Regions from separate parts of the Homo sapiens genome. Here region 2 is linked to region 1. A link is an interaction called in ENCODE POLR2A ChIA-PET data of the cell type or tissue named here. Cell type or tissue: HepG2. All regions are shown on one strand. Links, peaks and the distances in the headings refer to the core of each region. The heading gives the core; the rest is flanking DNA.

Region 1 (10,928 bases), core at 1,212-9,211:
GAGGCAGGAGGATTGCTTCAGCCCAGGAGTTTGAGATCAGCTTGGGCAACATGACAAGATCCCGTTTCTACAAAAGATTTTTTTTCTTTTTTTTTTTTGAGATGGAGTCTCCCTCTGTTGCCCAGGCTGGAGTGCAGTGGCACAATCTCGGCTCACTGCAAGCTCCGCCTCCCGGGTTCACACCATTCTCCTGCCTCAGCCTCCCGAGTAGCTGGGACTACAGGCGCCCGCCACCACACCCAGCTAATTTTTTGTATTTTTAGTAGAGATGGGGTTTCACTGTGTTAGCCAGGATGGTCTCGATCTCCTGAACTCGTGATCTGCCCACCTTGGCTTCCCAAAGTGCTGGGATTACAGGCATGAGCCACTGCGCTCAGTCCTACAAAAGATTTTTTTTTAATAGCCAGGTATGGTGGTGTACACCTGTGGTCCCCTCTACTTGGGAGGATGAGGATCACTTGTGCCCAGGAGGTCAAGGCTATATTGAGCCATGATCACACCACTGCACTCTAGCCTAGGAGGCAGAATGAGACCCTGTCTCAAAAAAAATCCTTCCCGTGCGTTAACTCATCTAATCCTCATGCCAATCAGGAAATAAGGTACCACTGCACCATTTTCATTGCCTCTTTGCAGATGGTGAAATGAGGCATGGAGAAGTTAAGTCACTTTTCCAAGGGCCTTGGCCTTTGGCCAAGGCCTGCTTCTGTGCGGACCAGCCACCATGGCCCACCTCACCCACAGTCTGTGCCTGCGCCCACCGAGGAGCCCCCCTACCAGACGGCCTCATTAGTCTTCAGATTAATCTTCACATGGGGCACACAGTCATCAGTGGTTCCAGTGTCTATGTTCTTTTTTTTTTTTTTTTTTTGGAAACAGAGTCTCACTCTGTCACCCAGGCTGGAGTGCAGTGGCACAATCTCAGCTCACTGCAAACTCCCCCTCCCAGGTTCAAGCGATTCTCCTGCCTCAGCCTACGAAGTAGCTGGGACTATAGGCGTGCGCCATGATGCCGGCTAATTTTTGTATTTTTATTAGAGATGGGGTTTCACCATGTTGGCCAGGCTGGTTTTGAACTCCTGACCTCAAGTGATCCACTTGCCTCGGCCTCCCAAAGTGCTGGGATTATAGGCGTGAGCCACCATGCTTGGCCATGTCTATGCCCCAATCCCTTAGTGAGTGAACAAGATTCACAAGACGGAATGTTTGACAAGTAGTTTAGGGTCACTTAAACGTGAGGTTAAAGAGGGTGAAATTTCTTCACTAGGCCCCATGTGAAGATTAATCTGAAGACTAATGAGGCCATCTGGTAGGGGGGCTCCTCGGTGGGCGCAGGCACAGACCGTGGGTGAGGTGAGCCATGGTGGCTGGTCCGCACAGAAGCAGGCCTTGGCCAAAGGCCAGAGGCTTCAAACATCATCATCTGGAAATACCTAGGAAGCCCCATGGCAAGGACAGCTTCTGAGTAACTGGGGACCTGACCCTTCCAAAGGAAACTGGACTTGACCCCAAGATTACTGGATAAATCTACCTGCTTCAGGTATTTGTGGCTTACAACATCAGGAAAGGAATGACTCATCTGGAACTTTGGCTATTAAAAAATTTATTTTGGCCTGGGCACAGTGGCTCAGGCTTGTAATCCCAGCACTTTGGGAGGCCGAGGCAGGTGGATCACCTGAGGTTAAGAGTTTAAGACCATGAGCCAAGATTGTGCCACTGCACTCCAGCCTGGGTGACAGAGTGAGACTCCACTTCAAAACAAACAAACAAAAAAACAAACAAAAAGAGTTTAAGACCAGCCTGGCCAACATGGTAAAACCCCATCTCTACAAAAATACAAAAATTAGCCTGGCATGATGGCGAGTGCCTGTAATCCCAGCTACTTGGGAGGCTAAGGCAGGAGAATTGCTTGAACCAGGGAGGCAAAGGTTGCCGTGAGCTGAGCTGTGCCACTGCACTCCAGCCTGGGGGACAGAGCGAGACTGTATCAAAAAAAAAAAATTTGTTTTGGCCAGCACAGTGGCTCACACCTGTAATCCCAGCGCTTTGGGAGGCTGAGGCAGGTGGATCACCTGAGGTCAGGAGTTCGAGACCAGTCTGGTCAACATGGTGAAACCCTGTCTCTACTAAAAATACAAAAATTAGCCGGGCATGGTGGCACATGCCTGTAGGCCCAGCTACTCAGGAGGCTGAGGCACAAGAATCGCTTAAACCTGGGAGGCAGAGGTTGCAGTGAGCCAAGATCATACCACTGCACTCCAACCTGGGCAACAGAGCGAGACTCAGTCTCAAAAAACAAAAAACAAAAAATTTTATTTCACGAGACTGAAAGTAAAATCAGCCTGGCTAAACAATTAACCCACACAGATAGCTGATAACATGAAATCACCTGAGACAAGGTCTGGAGCCTGTCAAGGGGCTGCCCTCAGCCTCATTCCTGGGATCTTTGCCCTGCTGCTGTGTGAATCTAGCAGCCAGGAGAATGCGAGCTGGAGACCCCCAGCTGCTGGGAGCCTGGCTATCTGCGGGCCTGGCTGTGGCTGGCTCCAATCAATCCCTGCATCTGCATCCGGACCATGCTTCCCAGGGGCTGTTCCCCAGGCACTGTGTGCAGAGGGTACACTAGGCAGATAGGACTGTGATGGCCAACGGACACCCTGGAGAGTCTGCCTTAGACCGAAGGCAGGCCAGCAAGTGCCCACCCAGCCTTCCTCGGAAATGGCGCACCATGGTCCCAAGGCTCTCCCAGCCTTGCCCAGCTCCCTCTGCATTTTCTTGCAAGTATTTGTCCTAATGAAATCCTATCTTGTTGATGAAATCCTATCCTGTCTTGGTATCTGCCTCTCACCAAGGACCTGGACTAATGGAGGCCTCTGCTGGCCAGCACAGGGCCCCCGTCCTGCAGAAAGGCTGCTCTGTGATGGCCACTTCCACCCTTGCCCTGCCTTCTCTTGGCCTCAGCTCAGTACCCTTGGCCCGCATCCCTCAGACTGCAGTTATGTTCATCCGGTCTCCAAGTTTTTGGCCATGTCTGTGCCACCTCACTATGAGTCACCTGACGGTTTTCTTTCAACCAACTTTAATTCCAGTGTTATGTATTCAGCCTTGTGTTAAACAGTAATATCCATGAAGTCCCTAGTTCTTCTACACATGATCTATATTTGTGCTAACACCCAGGTTCTGTGTACCACTGCAGGTGTGGGCCCCACACTGGGAACCGCTGCTCCAGACTAACTTGAGTTCCATCCTGCTGCCAGGCCTGGCCACAGGGCAGGGCTGTCTCTGCACACAGGGTCCTTCTGTGCCCAGTAAATCTGAGGTCAGAGCTTGCCTCACACAAGTCATGAGTTTCCTATCTGACTTAATGCCTGGGGTTTGCTCAGGAGGCTCCCCCAGGCCTCTCAGTTTGGGGGAATCCCTGAGGCCTGCTCCTGCGACACATGAGGGCTATTAGTTGGGTTTATTTATCCCTGTGGTCTTGGGGAAAAGAAATGGACTCTGGTCTGGAAAATCAGACAGGACCCACCAGCCATTACTCTCCATCTCTCCCTACCCAGCCCTCCCCTCCTCTGGGGTCTAATCGGATTGGCTCCTCGTGCCTAGGGTAGTTATCTGTGGTAGGAGAAACTCACAACCATAATCTTTAAAGGCCCCCACTGTATGTCCAAGGGCAGAGAGAGGAGAATGAGAAGGAATTCTCCAGCTATCAAGGATATGAAAATCTCCCTGGATTCCATACAAACTAATCAGAAGTTGGCCATGGGTGGATCATTACTGAAGCCAGCTGATGGGGACATGGAGGGTCATTATGCTCTTGGCTTTTGTATGTTTGTAATTTTTTCATATAAAAATGTTTTAAAATAATGGCTAAGGGAGGGGAGGGAGATGGGGCAGGAGAGTAGATGAACAAGATGGGATACTTGTTGGGTGATAGTGATAGATGGGGCTTGGGGCTTCTACATAATCTTGTTTCCAAGAGTGAGGCACAGCTAATCAGAGGTCAGATCAAGTGCCAGGACTTAGCTAAAAAACAAACCATTTCCTATGGAAATGCTTCCAGAAGCTTTCTTTTTCTTGCTTTTCTTTTTTGCTCTGTTTTGTTTGTTTTTGTTTTTGAAACAGAGTCTTTCTCTGTCACCCAAGCTGGAGTGCAGTGGCGTGATCTCGGCTCACTGCAACCTCCGCCTCCCAGGTTCAAGCAATTCTCCTGCCTCAGCCTCCCAAGTAGCTGGGATTACAGGCGCCTGAGACCATGCCTAGCTAATTTTTATATTTTTAGTAGAGATGAGGTTTCACCATGTTGACCAGGCTGGTCTCGAACTCCTGACCTGAGGTGATCCGACTGCCTTGGCCTTTTTGTTGCTATTCTACTGAGGCTAATATGCCTGCTTTCTCAAGCAAAATGCACCACCTCTGGTCCTGCCGAGCTGTGTCATTGCAGGTACAAGAATTGCAGAAGCAGCGGCACTGTATCTGACATGGGGTCTTCTATGTCCTGCCCTGATGCTGGCAGCGGGTCTACCCCCAGCTGCCCCATCTCCTTTATTAGTATCAAACAGAATTTGGCTCAAGCGCTGGCTCCAGCACTACTCAAGATCTGACCTCAGATGAGCTGTGCCTCACTTATCTGAGCTTTCTCAAATGTAAAAAGAGCAATAATGGTCTGTTTCTTGTCCAGGTAAAAAGAGCTGATGTTTATAGAGCACAAAGGTCAGGCTGTGACACATGCAGTACTTGGTATTTTACCAAGGCTGGTGAAACTATGTGTAGAGTAAGTAAACAGATTCTGACTGATAGCCCAGTGGCCTCTCCTACAGCTAAGGCTTTGTAACAGTTATTTCAGCTGCTCAAAACCCTTTCATCTGAATTCTAGCTTCGAGACTGCTTTGCCGAGGTGCTCATAGCCTATCCATGGCTCCTCTGCTCACATATTTTCCTCCTCAGCCAGGCGCGGTGGCTCATGCCTGTAATCCCAGCACTTTGAGAGGCCGAGGCAGGTGGTCAAGAGATCAAGACCATCCTGGTCAACATGGTGAAACCCCGTCTCTACTAAAAATACAAAAAATTAGCTGGGCGTGGTGGCGCGCACCTGTAGTGCCAGCTACTCGGGAGGCTGAGGCAGGAGGATCACTTGAACCCAGGAGGCAGAGGCTGCAGTGAGCCGAGATCGCGCCACTGCACTCCAGCCTAGTGATAGAGCGAGACTCTGTCTCAAAAAACAAAACAAACAAACATATTTTCCTCCTCCATGTCTCTTCCCACTTCCTTCCCACCTACTGCAAGGGGGAGCCAGGGTATCACAGGGATCAAGATGTGGGCTCAGTATACTTCACTCCTACCAAAATCCTTTAAGATAATTGATGAGTTTGAACTCTGGGGCTCAGTGGAACCTTGGGGTTTTCCCGAAAGAAGACAAGCTTTGGGTGGTTTGATGAAATGAATGATTTCTTATTTTCAATTTAGGCAAAGATAGACAATCAACTTCCTGTCTCTGCCTGCAAATTGTAGTTATCATCTTGACCTGCCTGGGCACATTTGCTCCAAGTGCCATCAAGAAAGCAAATAGGGGCTGGGTGCAGTGGCTCACGCCTGTAATCCCAGCACTTTGGGAGGCCAAGGCAGGTGGATTGCTTGAGCCCAGGAGTTCAAGACCAGCCTGTGCAACACAGCGAAACCCCATCTTTACAAAAAATACAAAAATCAGTCAGACGTGGTGGTGCGTGCCTATAGTCCCAGCTACTCAGGAGGCTGAGGCAGCAGGATCGCTTGAACCCGGGAGGCAAAGGTTGCAATGAGCCGAGATTGTGCCACTGCACTCTAGCCTGGGTGACAGAGATTCCATCCCACTGCCAAAAAAAGAAAGTAAGTAAATAGGGCTCTGTGCAGTGGCTCATGCCTGTAATCCCAACACTTTGGGAGGCCAAGGTGGGAGAATCGCTTGATCCCAGGAGTTCGAGACCAGCCTGGGCAACATAATGAGATCCCATCTTTACAAAAATAAAAAATTAGCCGGCCGTAGTGATGTACACCTGTAGTCCCAGCTACTTGAGAGGCTGAAGTGGGAGGATTGCTTCAGCCAGGGAAGTTGAGGCTGCAGTGAGCTATGACCGTGCCACCGTCACCTAGCCTGGGCAACAGAGCAAGGCCTATCTCAAAAAAAAAAAAAAAAAAAAAGGAAAGAAAGTAAACAGCAAAGGCTGACAGAGACATGTGATGTTTATTTTACTTTTATTTTTATGTTGAGACAGAGTCTCACTCTGTCACCCAGGCTGGAATGCAGTGGCACGATCTCAGCTCACTGCAACCTCCGCCTCCTGGGTTTGAGTGATTCTCCTGCCTCAGCCTCTCGCGTAGCTGGGACTACATGTACCCGCCACCACGCCCGGCCAATTTTTTGTATTTTTAATAGAGACAGGGTTTCACCGTGTTAGCCAGGATGGTATTGATCTCCTGACCTCGTGATCCACCCGCCTCAGCCTCCCAAAGTGCTAGGATTACAGGCATGAGCTACCACGCCCGGCTGGCTGTGATGTTTATCTTTACAGTAACCTAGATAAAGAATACCAGAAGGAACTGCTATGCCTATTACCTCTTCCATCCTGACCAGCACGCCCCTACAATTTCCCTATTTTGTTATAATTTTCCCTTTGGTCAGGACCATTTCCCCTTATCTTTCATTGCTGATCAAAAGTCTACACTTAAAAATACATATATTTAGCTACAGGAAATAATCCAGACTCCTTGGCCTAGAATTAACTTTCTAGATTCAACCTATCTGGAGTGTCTGGAATGTTCATAATATCAGATAACATTTAATGAGCACCTCCATGGTGCAACACTCAGGTGCAGGATTTCTTACCACAACGTGATGAAATAGGGTCTATTATTCTCCTCATTTTACAAATGAGTAAACTGAGGTACAAACGCTAAGTCATTCTACAAAACAGCAGCACTAGGATTCAAATATGAGTCTGTCTAATACAAAAGCCCACAAAACATGTTCCTTTCAGCTGATGCCGCCCCTGGCTTCAGAAACGGCAACAGTGAACTGAGATTACATGGATTTGGGGTCTCTGGCTCACCACTCAGGAGGCCGCAGGAGACAGGAGGTGAGGCAGGGCTCCAGGGGTGAGGCGGTGAGAATGGAGATTGGGCTGAGCAGCAGCTCCCCTAGGGAGGTCATCTGCTGGCTGAGCCATTCTGTCATTTGGAAACTGTCCCTGAGCCCTTGCCTGGGCACAGGCGACGGAGACAAATCTGAAGTGGTCCAAAAGGATTTGGGATAGCAGTGAGTATGATGCTTAGGGATGTGAGTGTTCAAATCACACAGCTCAGACATTACTTCCTATTTGTGTGACCTTAAGCAAGCTGCTCTCCCTCTCTGGGCTTCAGCAGACTGTGACTGATGGAGGGGAGGAAAGTGGTGGGCAGGAAGCACCCCTCAATTCCCCACTGCATGGCTGCGAGGGCCGGGGCCTATGGAGAATGGACAGAGAAATGGTCAGACATCCGGTCCAGAGCCTGCACGCAGGGCCAACCTGTGCTGGGGACACGGGAGACCACTGGTGAAAACAGGGACCCGGCAGTACATGACCTCAGCCAGGTTGGTTAACCTCGCTGTGCTTTAGTTTTCTCATCCATGAAATGGGCATAATCACAATACCTAATTCATAGTTAGTTGAAGATTAAATGAGTCAATATCTTTGAAGTACAGTACTTGGAATAGTGTCTGGCACTAGAAAGCCTCCAATTACCGAGCTATTTCTTTTCTGCTCACAAAAATGGTAACAGATGTTATATACATTTTGTTACCTGATTTTTTCTACTTTTCTACCTCCCGATATTGTCAGTATGTTTCCATGTACATATGCACGTCTACATCACTGTTGATAGTACTTTGTTGTGACTGTCTGACATTAATTTTATTATCCCCCATTGTTGTTGCCAGATTTTTTGCTTTCTTTAGGAAGAGTCTCGCTCTGTCACCCAGGCTGGAGTGCAGTGGTGTGATCATAGCTCACCACAGCCTTGCACTCCTGGGCTCGAGCAATCCCCCTACCTCAGCCTCCTGAATAGCTGGGACTACCAGGTGCATGCCACCATGCCTGGATGATTTTTTTAAAATTTTTTGTAGAGAAAAGGTCTCACCAGGTTGCCTAGGCTGGTCTCAAACTCCTGGGCTCAAGCCATCCTCCCGCCTCAGCCTCACGGAGCTGGGATTATAGGCATGGGCCACCATGCTCAGCCTCAATTTTTTGCTCTTATATGCTAAGCTGAATGTCCTTATAGATATATCTTCATTTCCTTAAATAAAAGTGCTTTAAGTAAAAAAGTTAAATTTAAAATACCTGGGCCTGGAAAGGTGGCCATCCTCACAGGCTGCCCCTCTTCCTGTTCATCCTCAGCCTTTCTTACAGAAGCTGCCAAAGGCTTTTCTGGCTTCACAGAGTCAGGGAAGGCTGGAATGGGACACCTGATTTCAGGAGCCGGTTTCCCTGAAAACAAGGTGGAAAGAAAGTTATTACTATTCCATGAAGTGGGGTAGCCATTGAGAGACTGGTTCTGGAAGTCAGAGACCTGGGTTCTAATTCTGGCTCTGCCACAAATGCATGGTGTTGCAGGGCGGGAGGGTCTTTCCCTTTCTGGCCCCGGCCTCCCCATCTGTAAAATGCGGTAGACCAGGCGCGGTGGCTCACACCTGTAATCCCAGCACTTTGGGAGGCCGAGGTGGGTGGACTGCCTGAGGTCAGGAGTTCGAGACCAGCCTGGCCAACATGGTGAAACCCCATCTCTACTAAAAATACAAAAATTAGTTGGGCATGGTGGCACACGGCTGTAGTCTCAGCTACTTGGGAGGCTGAGGCAGGAGAATCACTTGAACCGGGGAGGCGGAGCTTGCAGTGAGCCAAGATCGCACCACTACACTCCAGCCTGAGCGACAGAGCAAGACTCTGTCTCAAAAAAAAAAAAAAAAAAAAAGAGCAGTGGCTGAACATGGCAGTCCTGGTGAAGGTGGAGCTCTGACGTGCTAAGTCACATACACCTGCTTCCACCCAACCAGCTGTGTGACCTCCAACAAGTCACCTTCCTCCTCTCGGTCTCCCTTCCCTCACCTATAAAACGGAGGTGATAATGGCGTCCGTTTGCCTCCCGCTGGGGTGTCATGTGGGAAAGGAGAGTAGAGATGGGAATGGGCGCTGTAGACTGCACATTTCCCTGAACACGTGAGCGGGTCAAAGACACCATCCCTCTAAGCTCCCACTCCAGCCCCTAGGGATCAAAGTTCTGGCTGTCCTACAACCTCCCTTTCACGCAGTGGAGACAAACGCATCCTTCCCACTTGATGGATGAGAATCCTAAAACAGCAGCCATGGCCACTGAGGACGGGCTGTACCAGGCCCAGGCCCAGCTGCACAGACATGAATCCTCACAACATCTCTGCTTCTCATCCCTGTTCAGAGATGAGGAAACTGAGGCCTGAGCAGGTTAAATGACTTGCTAAGATCACATGCCAAAGGCACGCAGGACTGGCCGAAGAACTCCCCTGCCTTCTCGAGGGTAATCATTTCCTTTTTACATCAACTTGGGAAACCCCAAAGGTGCTTCGAGGGTGTGTCAACCTCAGCTTCCAGCCAGCTTCTCAGAGCTGCTCTGTGAAACAGCTTCCTCTCCCCTCCTCCACTGGGCCCTGATCTTATCCCTTCTGGCTGGGCCCTGCCGCCAGCTCAGGCAGCCTCCACACCCTTGCCAGGCTACTTCTTACCAAAGTATACATCTGGCCTCGTCACTTCCCTGCTTGAAGCCTTTATGGGGCTCCCCATTGCCTAGATAATGTCCACACTCCTTAGCCTGAATCTTTCTGTCTCCCCATTGCCTCCCAGATAAAACCTGATGCTATAGCCCTGCATTCAAGTCCCTCATTCTCTGGTGGTTTGGGATAGACTCATGTTTGAGAATGACAAAAACTGGGGCACTGAAGTCCCAGGAAGGGCTGCTGACTCGCTTGATGTCACACAGAGCATGACATAAAGCATGACACAGGGGATGTCACAACAGATGTCCCAGGTAGGGCTGGGACAAAACATCTCCAGCAACATTTCTTTGAACTGGTCAACTGTGCCTCTCTAAACAAAACCAATTGTTACCCTGGGACCTCACTTTTCAAACCCAAGCTTTTGAACTAAAATAATAGGACCTAAATTTGCATAGCACCACACTGGTATGGCACCGTGCATATTTATTTAATTTTCACAACAATCTCTGGTAGTTCATAGGTTTATCTGCATTTTATTTTTGAGTATATTGAGGCTCAGATAAGTGAAATGACTTGTGTCAAGTAAAACAGCCAACAACAGTCAAACCTGGGACTGGTTTCACTGTCTCCCACCCAGCTAGGGCAGAACTATTGAAACACCACTGCCATCACTGCCACCACCAGCCCCAATTCCCCCAGGGGCAGACGCCCCAATCCCCAGACAAACAGGAACAAAGGGGTGATCACTGACTTCCCCAGGGTGGGAGGAGTTGGGGAGACATCGGGAATGCACAAAAATAACAACAAGGCTGAATGTCGGGGGGTGATGAGTGGCTTCGTCCTTGTGTTTTCTTTACTGTCACTGACATTTTAAATAAATTTTCGTTTTGTTTTGTTTTGTTTTGTTTTTTGAGACGGAGTCTCGCTCTGTCGCCCAGGCTGGAGTGCAGTGGTGTGATCTTGGCTCACTGCAAGCTCCGATTCTCGGGCTCACGCCATTCTCCTGCCTCAGCCTCCCGTGTAGCTGGGACTACAGGCGCCCACCAGCACGCCCGGCTAATTTTTTCTATTTTTAGTAGAGACAGGGTTTCACTGTGTTAGCCAGGATGGTCTCGATCTCCTGACGTCATGATCCGCCCTCCTCAGCCTCCCAAAGTGCTGGGATTACAGGCGTGAG
Region 2 (9,616 bases), core at 55-8,054, 300 kb after region 1:
CTCAGGTGATCCGCCCGCCTCGGCCTCCCAAAGTGCTGGGATTACAGGCATGAGCCGGCCTGATAGTAAGTCGTTTTAAATCAAGGAGGGTAAGGATGTCAAGCTTCTTTAATCTTGAAAATTATAAAGCAATCAAGAAAAGATTAATTTCTTAAGCAGAGAAAAAGCTATATATACAAAGATATTCATTTTAGCATTCTTTAATTTTTATTTTTTGGAGACGGAGCCTTGCTCTGTCACGCAGGCTGGAGTGCAGCGGCGCGATCTTGGCTCACTGCAATCTCCGCCTCCTGGCTTCAAGCGATTCTCCTGCCTCAGCCCCCAGAGTAGCTGGGACTACAGACGCCTGCCACCACGCCCAGCTAATTTTTTGTACTTTTAGTAGAGACGGGGTTTCACCATGTTAGCCAGGATGGTCTCGATCTCCTGATCTCAAGATCTGCCCACCTCAGCCTCCCAAAGTGCTGGGATTACAGGCGTGAGCCACCACGCCAGTCCCTGCCTCTCTCTCTTTTCTTTCTTTCCTTCATTCCTTCCTTTGTTCCTTCCTTCCTTCGTTCCTTCCTTCCTTCCTTCCTTTCTTGACAGGATTTTGCTCTGTCATGGAGGCTGGAGTGCAGTGGCACAATCACTGCTCACTGCAGTCTTGAACTCTTGGGCTTAAGCAATCCTCTCACCTCAGCCTCCTGAGTAGCTGGGATTACAGGCATGCACCATCACACCTGGCTAATTTTTGTATTTTTAGTAGAGACGGGGTTTCACCATGTTGGCCAGGCTGGTCTCAAACTCCTGACCTCAGGTGATCTGCCCGCCTCAGCCTCCCAAAGTACTGGGATTACCGGCATAAGCCACTGTGCCCAGCCCTGTAGCATTATTTCTAACAACAAACAATTAGAAAAATTAAACACTGCCTATTCTTTTTTTTTTTTTTTTTTTTTTTTTGAGACAGGGTCTCACACTGTCATCCAGGCTGGAGTGCAGTGGCGCTATCTTAACTCACTGCAACCTCCACCTCCTGAATTCAGGTGATCCTCCCACCTCAGCTTCCCAAGTAGCTGGGACTTCAGGTGTGCACTACCACATCCAGCTAATTTTTGTATTTTTTTGTAGAGATGGGGTTTGGCCATGTTGGCCAGGCTGGTCTCAAACTCCAGGACTCAAGCGATCCACCCACCTTGGCCTCCCAGAGTGCTGGGATTACAGGTGTGAACCATCATACCTGGCCCAGAAACTGCCAATTCTTTTTTTGGAGATGGAGTTTTGCTCTTGTCGCCCAGGCTGGAGTGCAATGGCATGATGTCGGCTCACTGCAACCTCCACCTCCTGGGTTCAAGTGATTTTCCTGCCTCAGCCTCCTGAGCAGCTGGGATTACAGGTGCCTGCCACCAGGCCCTGCTAATTTTTTGTATTTTTAGTGGAGACAGGGGTTTCACAATGTTGTCCAGACTGGTCTCGAATTCCTGACCTCAGGTGATCAGGCTGCTTCAGCCTCCCAAAGTGTTGGGATTACAGGCGTGAGCCACCGCGCCTGGCCTAGAAACTGCCAATTCTTAAGCAATGTAAGGGCATTTAGTATGTACCAGGCACTGAGCTGAGCAATTAAAATATAGAGTAAGAAAGAAGATCCTGCTCTACAAATAGATGGTAATAACAATAAATCCATAGCTTTTAATTCCAAGAATCTCAGCTGAAAAAAAACCTTCATAAAATTGTACAATTGTATTTGTGAATATCAGTCATAGCGTGCTATTTTAGGATAATCCAAGTCCCAGTTGAGGTTAAAACAAGACAAATATCTGTTCTAGTAAGTCCCACTTGCTCAGCCTAGGTGGTCCCTCAAAATGTTCTCTTCACTGAGAATGGCCCAAGGGGCTGTTTCTCATACCTGAGCCACCTGACAGCAGATGCTGGCACAAACAGCGGGAACAGTGCCAGACTCGCACACACCAAGGCTTTGTGGAGAAGAGGGCCCACCAGGTGCGGCAAGGGATATAGGCAGAACTTCCTGGGAAAGATGGAAGGGAAAGCAAATGATAGGGTCTAAGAAGGTCCCTCCTACCTCCAACAAGCTGGATTTGAGGCCAAGCTCTGTCACATCCTGGAAGTATGACTTTGGGGGTTACAGGACCTGTCTAAGGATCAGATTCCTCATTCATAAAGCGGGTCTGTTATAAAAATCAAAATTGTAGTGTATGGGAAAATGTCTTGTGAAGTAGAACATACCATAAAATAGGAAGGATTATTGTTGTATTACTGATAGAAGTGAGGGATCAGTTAAGGGGAGGAGCCAACATATATGGAGAACCTGGAGATTTACTCATGTTTCTCATCTAATCCTCTCTACAGATCAGAAGCAACACTGCCTTTAGTGTACAATCATTTCTACTATGCTACTACCCCTCAGAAACTGAGGGTCAGTTGGAGGGGTTAGGTGCACAGTCTGAGGCCACACGGGAGTCTGGCAGAACTGCAATGTGAACCCAGGCTTGTCATGATTCCAAATTTTTCCTTGATATTGTGCTACTTCCCGGGTTGGGAACTGAAAATTAGAATGGAGGGCTTGCTAGGCATCTGCAAAAATAGTGGGCGTGGGGAGGAGCAATGGGGCAGGAAATGCGACTCACCAGTGAAACTGTCATCCTGAGGCACAGGGCCCAGTAGGGAAAAGAAAGGAAAGAGCTATTATTAGGAGAGACTCCCATAAGGCACATTCCTGGGGTCTTTGCTTCAAATCAGCAAATTCTGAGCCCCATAGCTAATAGCCCATACCTTCTGGCTCTTATCTTCCCAGCTCCACCCTGTCCAGGCCCTCAGCACAAAGGACCTTGGCTACCCCTTTGAGACTAGGTAGAGGACACATCAAAGCTGCCACCAGAGCACAGGGACTGCGGAGGTAGCACAGGGCAGGCAGGGGAGTGGGGAGCTTTATGGCTGTGCCAGGCAGGTGTCCCTACCTGGCAGCAGCACCTTACCGTGTGGGAGGCCAGAGGACAGCGGGTGTTCCAGTGGGGCAGGTGGCGAAAGCCAATCCCAGCAGAGTCAGAGAGGTCGATGACTATGAGGAGGAGAGGCAGGAGCAGGGCTGCCAGTCTGGAGCTCCCCATGGGCTTCTGTGCAATTAGGGCTCCCGGAACATGGCTGCATGGCCTGAAGGTGGGTGGCAGGGCCTTGCTGTGCAGCAGCGAACACAGTACCAGCAGGAGCCCTCGCCCCAGCCTGCCCTGGCCCCGCCCTGCCCGAAAGCTCCTCCTTGATCCCAACCAGCCAGCCAGGCCACATTCCTTCCCCTCCAAGTGGAGGGACTGAGGAAAGCTTGTGCCCCCAAAAACCCTACTGCCCCCCACCTGAAAGACAAGGGGCTCCTGCTGTGGGTGAGAAGTAACAGGAAAGGGGCTAGCATCAGGTTGGGGGACGCACCCATTTCTTAGCCCCTCCTACTCCTGAAACACACTGCAGATCTGATCCACCCATCAGCACACTCTGGAACTTGTGTCTCCCATAGACATGCGCTTCACCCCCTCACTTAGAGAATTAGCCGAGCTCTTAAGCACTACTCAGCACTGGGTGCTGGAGATACAGAGGTGACTGAGGCACCATTTAGAGTGGGGAAGAAAAAAAGCACTCTAGGATGCACATGAAGCCCATATGTACCCTGGCTTCCCAACTGGTTAACTCTCAGGACTATAGCCGAGTTCTCTCTACCCATGAGCCAGGTCCAGCTCTTCTAGGCAAAGGGCTCCATACCAAAGGGGCCTCTAGCTTCAAGGACCCACTAGTCAGTACGCCCTGCTCAGGAAGCCCCAGAGCTCACAGCTGAGCCCTGGAGCAGAGGGAGCGGGCCCCACACACTGACCTGGTTTCCTGTGGTTTCCGGTGCTGGAGAAAGGCTGACGAGGCTCCATCTTTGTGGGAACCCTCCCCATCATCCCACAGCTTCCTCCCCTTCATGGAGCATTTGAGCAGCTTCAGCCCTCACCTTGGTAACACACACACTGGAAAGAAAGTTTGGGGCACACCTACCAGGTCAAGGCATCTTTTTTTTTTTTTTTTTTTTTTTTTTTGAGACTGAGTCTTGCTCTATTACCCAGGCTGGAGTGCCGTGGCACAATCTCTGCTCACTGCAACCTCCACCTGCTGGGTTCAACCGATTCTCTTGCCTCAGCCTCCTGAGTAGCTGGGAGTACAGGCACCTGCCCCATGCCTGGCTAATTTTTGTATTTTAGTAGAGACAGGGTTTCACCATATTGGCCAGGCTGGTCTCGAACTCCTGACTATGTGATCCACCTACCTTGGCCTCCCAAAGTGCTGGGATTACAAGCGTGAGCCACGGCGCCCAGCCAAGGCATCTTGAGATTGTTATTGTCCCCCTGCAATTCAATCTAGACCACCTTTCAGTGGCCTAACCACAGCCTGCTTTTGGCCAATTCTATTCCTGTCTTTAGGTTCATTGTCTGAAGGCTGCATCCTACCCATTATCCTAAAAGTACCCTCTAGCTTTTTGAGTTCATGAAAAGATAAAAACTCTTATTCTTTATGTTTCTCCAAGCCTAGCAGTAGATATTATGAAGTATGTGCTGTGTAATTGAATAAATGTCATGATACATTTCATCTATGTAGTTTATCTGTTTCACACTTCACAAAACACTTTTATATTTAATCCTCCTAACCCTACCTGTGAGACAGGTAAGTGTTAATTATTGTTTTCATTTCATAGAGAGATAAGGAAGCAGAGGGATAATGATTTGGACAAGGTCAAAGTCTATAGTTCAGGGAGCTCCCCTTTTGCTAGGCCCTCGCAACTCAACTCTCTCTTTTTTTTTTTTTTTTTTGAGACAGAGTCTCACTGTGTCACCCAAGCTGGAGTGCAAATGGTGCAATCTCAGGTCACTGCAATCTCCACCTCCCAGGTTCAAACGATTCTCCCGCCTCAGCCTCCCGAGTAGCTGGGATTACAGGTGCACGCCACCACACCAGACTAATTTTTGTATTTTTAGTAGAGACGGGTTTCACCATGTTGGCCAGGCTGGTCCTGGACTCCTGACCTAAGGTGATCTGAGCCCAGCTTGGCCTCCCAAAGTGCTGGGATTACAGGCATGAACCACAGCACCTGGCTTTTTTTTTTTTTTTTTTTTTTTGAGATAGTCTTGCTCTGTTGCCCAGGCTGGAGTGCAGTGGTGTGTTCTTGGCTCACTGCAACCTCCGCCTCCTAGGTTCAAGTGATTCTTGTGCCTTAGCCTCCTGAGTAGCTGGGATTACAGCTGTGCACCACTATGCCTGGCTAATTTTTGTATTTTTAGTAGAGACAGGGTTTTGCCACATTGGCCAGGCTGGTCTTGAACTCTTGGCCTCAAGTGATCCACCTGCTTCAACCTTCCAAAGTGCTAGGATTATGGGCATGAGCCACTGTGCCCGGTACCAATTCTCTATCATCCTATGGTCTTCCCTCACACAGCCTCATCTTCCTCTGCTCTTGGAACCCAAAAGGGGCTGCCTGACACAGACCCTAACACAGTATGCCTTTTGGCCTTGAAGTCCATCTCTGCAAACAAAACAGTAAGATCTGAAAGGAGGAAAGGGTGGTCTGGCCATACTAAGAATAGGTTAGAGAGCCTTCCCCCAAATTCTACCTAACTCACAGTGGTTTAGAGCTATATAAATATGAGGTTTCTTTCTTTTCTTTTTTTTTTTTTGAGACAGAGTCTCACTCTATCACCCAAGCTGGAGGACAATGGCGCAATCACCACTTACTGCAGCCTCAACCTCCTGGACTCAAGTGAATCCTCCCTTCACAGGCACACACCATTTTGCCTGGCTACATATAGGGTCTGGCTATGGTGCTCAAGCTGGTCTCAAACTCCTGGCCTCTAGCAGTTATCCTGCCTCAGCTTCCCAAGGTGCTAGGATTACAGGTGTGAGCCACTGTGTCTGGCCAATAATGAGTTTTCTTTTTTTTTTTTTGAGACGGAGTCTTGCTCTGTTGCCCAGGCTGGAGTGCAGTGGTGCGATCTCGGCTCACTGCAAGCTCCGCCTCCCAGGTTCACGCCATTCTCTTGCCTCAGCCTCCCGAGCAGCTGGGACTACAGGCACCCGCCACCTCACCCGGCTAATTTTTTGCGTTTTTAGTAGAGAGGGGGTTTCACCGTGTTAGCCAGGATGGTCTCAATCTGCTGACCTTGTGATCCGCCCACCTCGGCCTCCCAAAGTGCTGGGATTACAGGCGTGAGCCACTGCGCCCGGCCCAAATAATGAGTTTTCTAATGCTGGAGGCATGAAGTGAGAAACTTGGTTCTATTCCAAAACAATCCTTCTTCTTTACCCTTATCTTCTGATCTCTCACAGAGAAAATATTGGTTAATTGCTTCTGGTTAAGGTATGGGAGGAGAAGCAGAAAAGAAATGGAGATAAGAAGGAAGAGAGGAAGGGAAAAAAAGGAAGGAAGGAAAGAAGGGAGGGAGGGAAGAAAGGAGGGAGGGAGAGAAGGCAGCAGGGAGGGAAGGAGGAAGGGAGGAAAGAAGGGAGGGAGGGAGGAAGGGACGGAGGAAGAGAGGAAGGGAGGGAAGGAGGATGGGAGGAGAGAAGAGAGGGAAAGAGGGAAGAAAGGGAAGAAAAACAGCATTCCAGGACCCGCTGGAAAAGTAAAAGGAATAAAGGTGAGGAAGAAAGGGGGAAAAAGAAAAGGACGTGTGCATTTTATTTATTGTCTTGCTGGTTTACTTATTTATTGTAGAGACTGTTCCAAAAAGTATTTAAGGTAAGAAGCACAGGGGTGAATTCTGGCACAACCTAAGGAAGGGGAGGGATGGGATCAACATTTGCTGAAATCCTACTATCAGGCTCTGAGTCATGCATTTTGCCCAGTTTATTTTATTTGTACTACAACCCTTGAGTTCACAGTCTTATTACCCCATTTTACAGACTGCAAAACACTCAGGAAGATTAGGTAAAGTCCAAGCACACACACCTAAGAGCTGAAGTCAGCCCCTCACTTGCTGATCTCTCTCCTACGCTTACGCTCTGAGTTCCTCCCCACCCTTGCCCTCACCCCACATTGCCCCCTCCTATTTGGTGCCTGGCCAGCTCAGGCAGCTTGCGTCACAGTAAAGTAAAGCCAGAATGAGTTTTAGGTCTGAGTGAGATTGGAAAAGCCATTCCTCTGACCCTCCCCACCTGCTCCCGTCTCTCCAGGCATCCTACCTGCAAGAGGACACTGTGAGGGGCAAAAAATGTCCCTTCCAGAGCTGGCAGGAAGCCTGTGAGTGCTGCTGACATGCACCTTGTGCACACACATCCCCTTTCTCTGTCTCATACACACACATGCACACACACACAATCACACTTCACACCTGAGCTGGGGGAAGCCCCCAGAAGGCATGCAGGTACTCTCCCTGGAGTCAGAGGGGGAAAAGGGCTGCCAAGTCTACCAGTCCGCTTGCCAATAGATCAGAGCGCTAAACACCGCAGCACTGTGAGAACTTCAGAAATATGAGGCCTAGGAGATGGTGTCCTAAGAGGATGGGCCAGAAGACCTGGGTTCCCCTCCCTGCCAATTTTTCCTCTCTGAGCCTCGCTTTTCTCCTCTGGAGACTCACCGCTATGTCTTCCTGGCCTTTTCTGCCAGAACACACTACTTGGGGAGATCAGAGGGTTTCTGGACCCTGTAGTTCACAGAAGTTACTAAACTTAGCAGTGTGATACAATTGGCAGGGTTAACAATGTAAAGAAAGAAATGAAAGTGTTGGAAAGAAAGGAAAGTAGATCTTATAATAATGTTACCAGTGGTTAGACTTGTAGGAGAGTTGGGATTGTTTGGCAAGTGTCAACAAGGGAGGAGTAACTGTGGCTGGAATAGGAGGTGGCCAATTGGAGTAAAGCAACAAAGGTGTGTTGTAGGGCTTCAGCACAGAGGCCCTGTCTTCTTGGCAGGTGGCTAAGGCCTGTCTCATCTGTGGTTTGTGTCAAAATGAGCTGACCAAGACTTCATGATTAATGATTAATAGCCTTTACTTGGGAACAAAGCCAGGAGCTCAGGAAGTCCTGGCAGGCCCCTGCACATGCTTAGAGTGCACTGTAGGGACCTTGGGCAGCCATTTTTCTTGTCACCGCCTTATCTGTGCATGAACTCTGGTCAGACCATGGAACAGTAGCTCCAGGTTCTTCCTGTAATGGCCAATTCCTAACGTCTACTGGGGCAACTCTGCTCACTGATAGGGAACCCTGGGCAGGAAGGCCCACCAATTAGATCAATGTACACCAACAGTGGGCGAGTATCCCTTCTTTACATCTGCTCTTCCAGAAGGATCAACCTCCAGAATTCTGAGGCAAGAAATTATTGCTGAGAGGTAGAGACTCCCAATCTCAGCGAGGAAGCCAACACTGCTCAACAAGGGAAGGCATTCTGTTACTTATTAAACCCCTACTATGTAGCCTGTCCATACATATTATCTAAGCCTCCCAACAATCCTGGGGGTAGCTAAAATGATGCCCATGTGTCAGATCAAGAACAGAGGCTCAGGTATCTTGCACAAGGCAAAAGTTAGTAAAATGCCTGGCTGGAATTCCCACCTATGTCTGTCTAATGTAAGAAACTGTTGGCTGGGCATGGTGGCTCATGCCTGTAATCCTAGCACTTTGGGAGGCCGAGGTGGGTAGATCACTTGAGGTCAGGAGTTCGAGACCTGGCCAACATGGTGAAACCCTGTCTCTACAAAAATACAAAAATTAACCGGGTGTGAGCAAAGGTTGCAGTGAGCTGAGATTGCACCACTGCACTGCAGCCTAGGCGACAGAGTGAGTCTCAAAAACAAAACAAAACAAAACAAAACAAAAAACACTGTTCATTCCATTATACCACATTGCCTTTCTCATGGCCTGGATTATCTCTAATAGTCCCTTCAACTCCTACATTCTCTCCTCCTGTAAAGATCAGGAAATAACCATCTTTCATATTTATATAATGATACATAGTTCATAAAGCAGTTTCACAATATTTCAACTTTTTTTTTTTTTGAGACAGAGTCTCATTGTGTCACTCAGGCTGGAGTGCAGTGGCGCGATCTCGGCTCACCACAACCTTAGCCTCCTGGGTTCAAGCGATTCTCCTGCCCCAGCCTCCCAAGTTTAGTACCTTCTGTGAACACACTGCTAAGTTTAGTACCTTCTGTGAACTACAGGGTCCAGAAACCCTCTGATCTCCCCAAGTAGTGTGTTCTGGCAGAAGAGGCCAGGAAGACATAGCGGTGAGTCTCCAGAGGAGAAAAGCGAGGCTCAGAGAGGAATAATTGGCAGGGAGGGGAACCCAGGTCTTCTGGCCCATCCTCTTAGGACACCATCCCAAGTAGCTGGAAGTACAGGCACCCACCACCATGCCCATTTGTATTTTTAGTGGAGACGGGGTTTCACCATGTTGGCTAGACTGGTCTCAAACTCCTGACCTCAGGTGATTCGCCTGCCTCGGCCTCCCAAAGTGCTGAGATTACAGGTATGAGCCACTGCGCCCAGCCACATTATTTGATCTTTAGAACAATCTGTGAAATAGGGAGGGTTGATTTTAGTCCTATAATTGGTAGGTGCATTGGTACTTGAACATATCTTCTGATTCAAATAATGTTCTTTCTAC

The links. ChIA-PET counts read pairs that join two places held together with the same protein. Peaks named below come from ENCODE experiments on the same cell type or tissue, not always from the same donor. Only the 100,000 strongest peaks of a DNase experiment are listed, where the experiment ranks them.
Region 2: POLR2A ChIA-PET joins it to region 1 with 11 read pairs; 4 of 35 experiments call an interaction of 5 or more read pairs at or near these places.

What each region holds. Positions count from the first base shown.
Region 1 is chr3:10,197,933-10,208,860 of GRCh38, reverse strand. It overlaps IRAK2 (interleukin 1 receptor associated kinase 2), which reads right to left. Exons shown (of 13, transcript NM_001570.4): 3 at 8,346-8,492. Among named protein-coding and RNA genes, the nearest start is that of IRAK2, 38 kb to the right of the region's middle. In HepG2, for the core only: no CTCF peak of the experiment used is centred there; a DNase peak (open chromatin) is centred at 4,780.
Region 2 is chr3:9,896,421-9,906,036 of GRCh38, reverse strand. IL17RE (interleukin 17 receptor E) reads right to left here and starts at 3,189. Exons shown (of 16, transcript NM_153480.2): 1 at 2,973-3,189; 2 at 2,625-2,640; 3 at 1,886-2,005. The coding sequence starts at 3,104. RefSeq lists enhancers at 2,316-2,985, 7,838-8,132 and a silencer at 7,838-8,132. In HepG2, for the core only: no CTCF peak of the experiment used is centred there; DNase peaks (open chromatin) are centred at 3,486, 4,756, 7,036 and 8,016; H3K4me3 peaks cover 3,322 bases.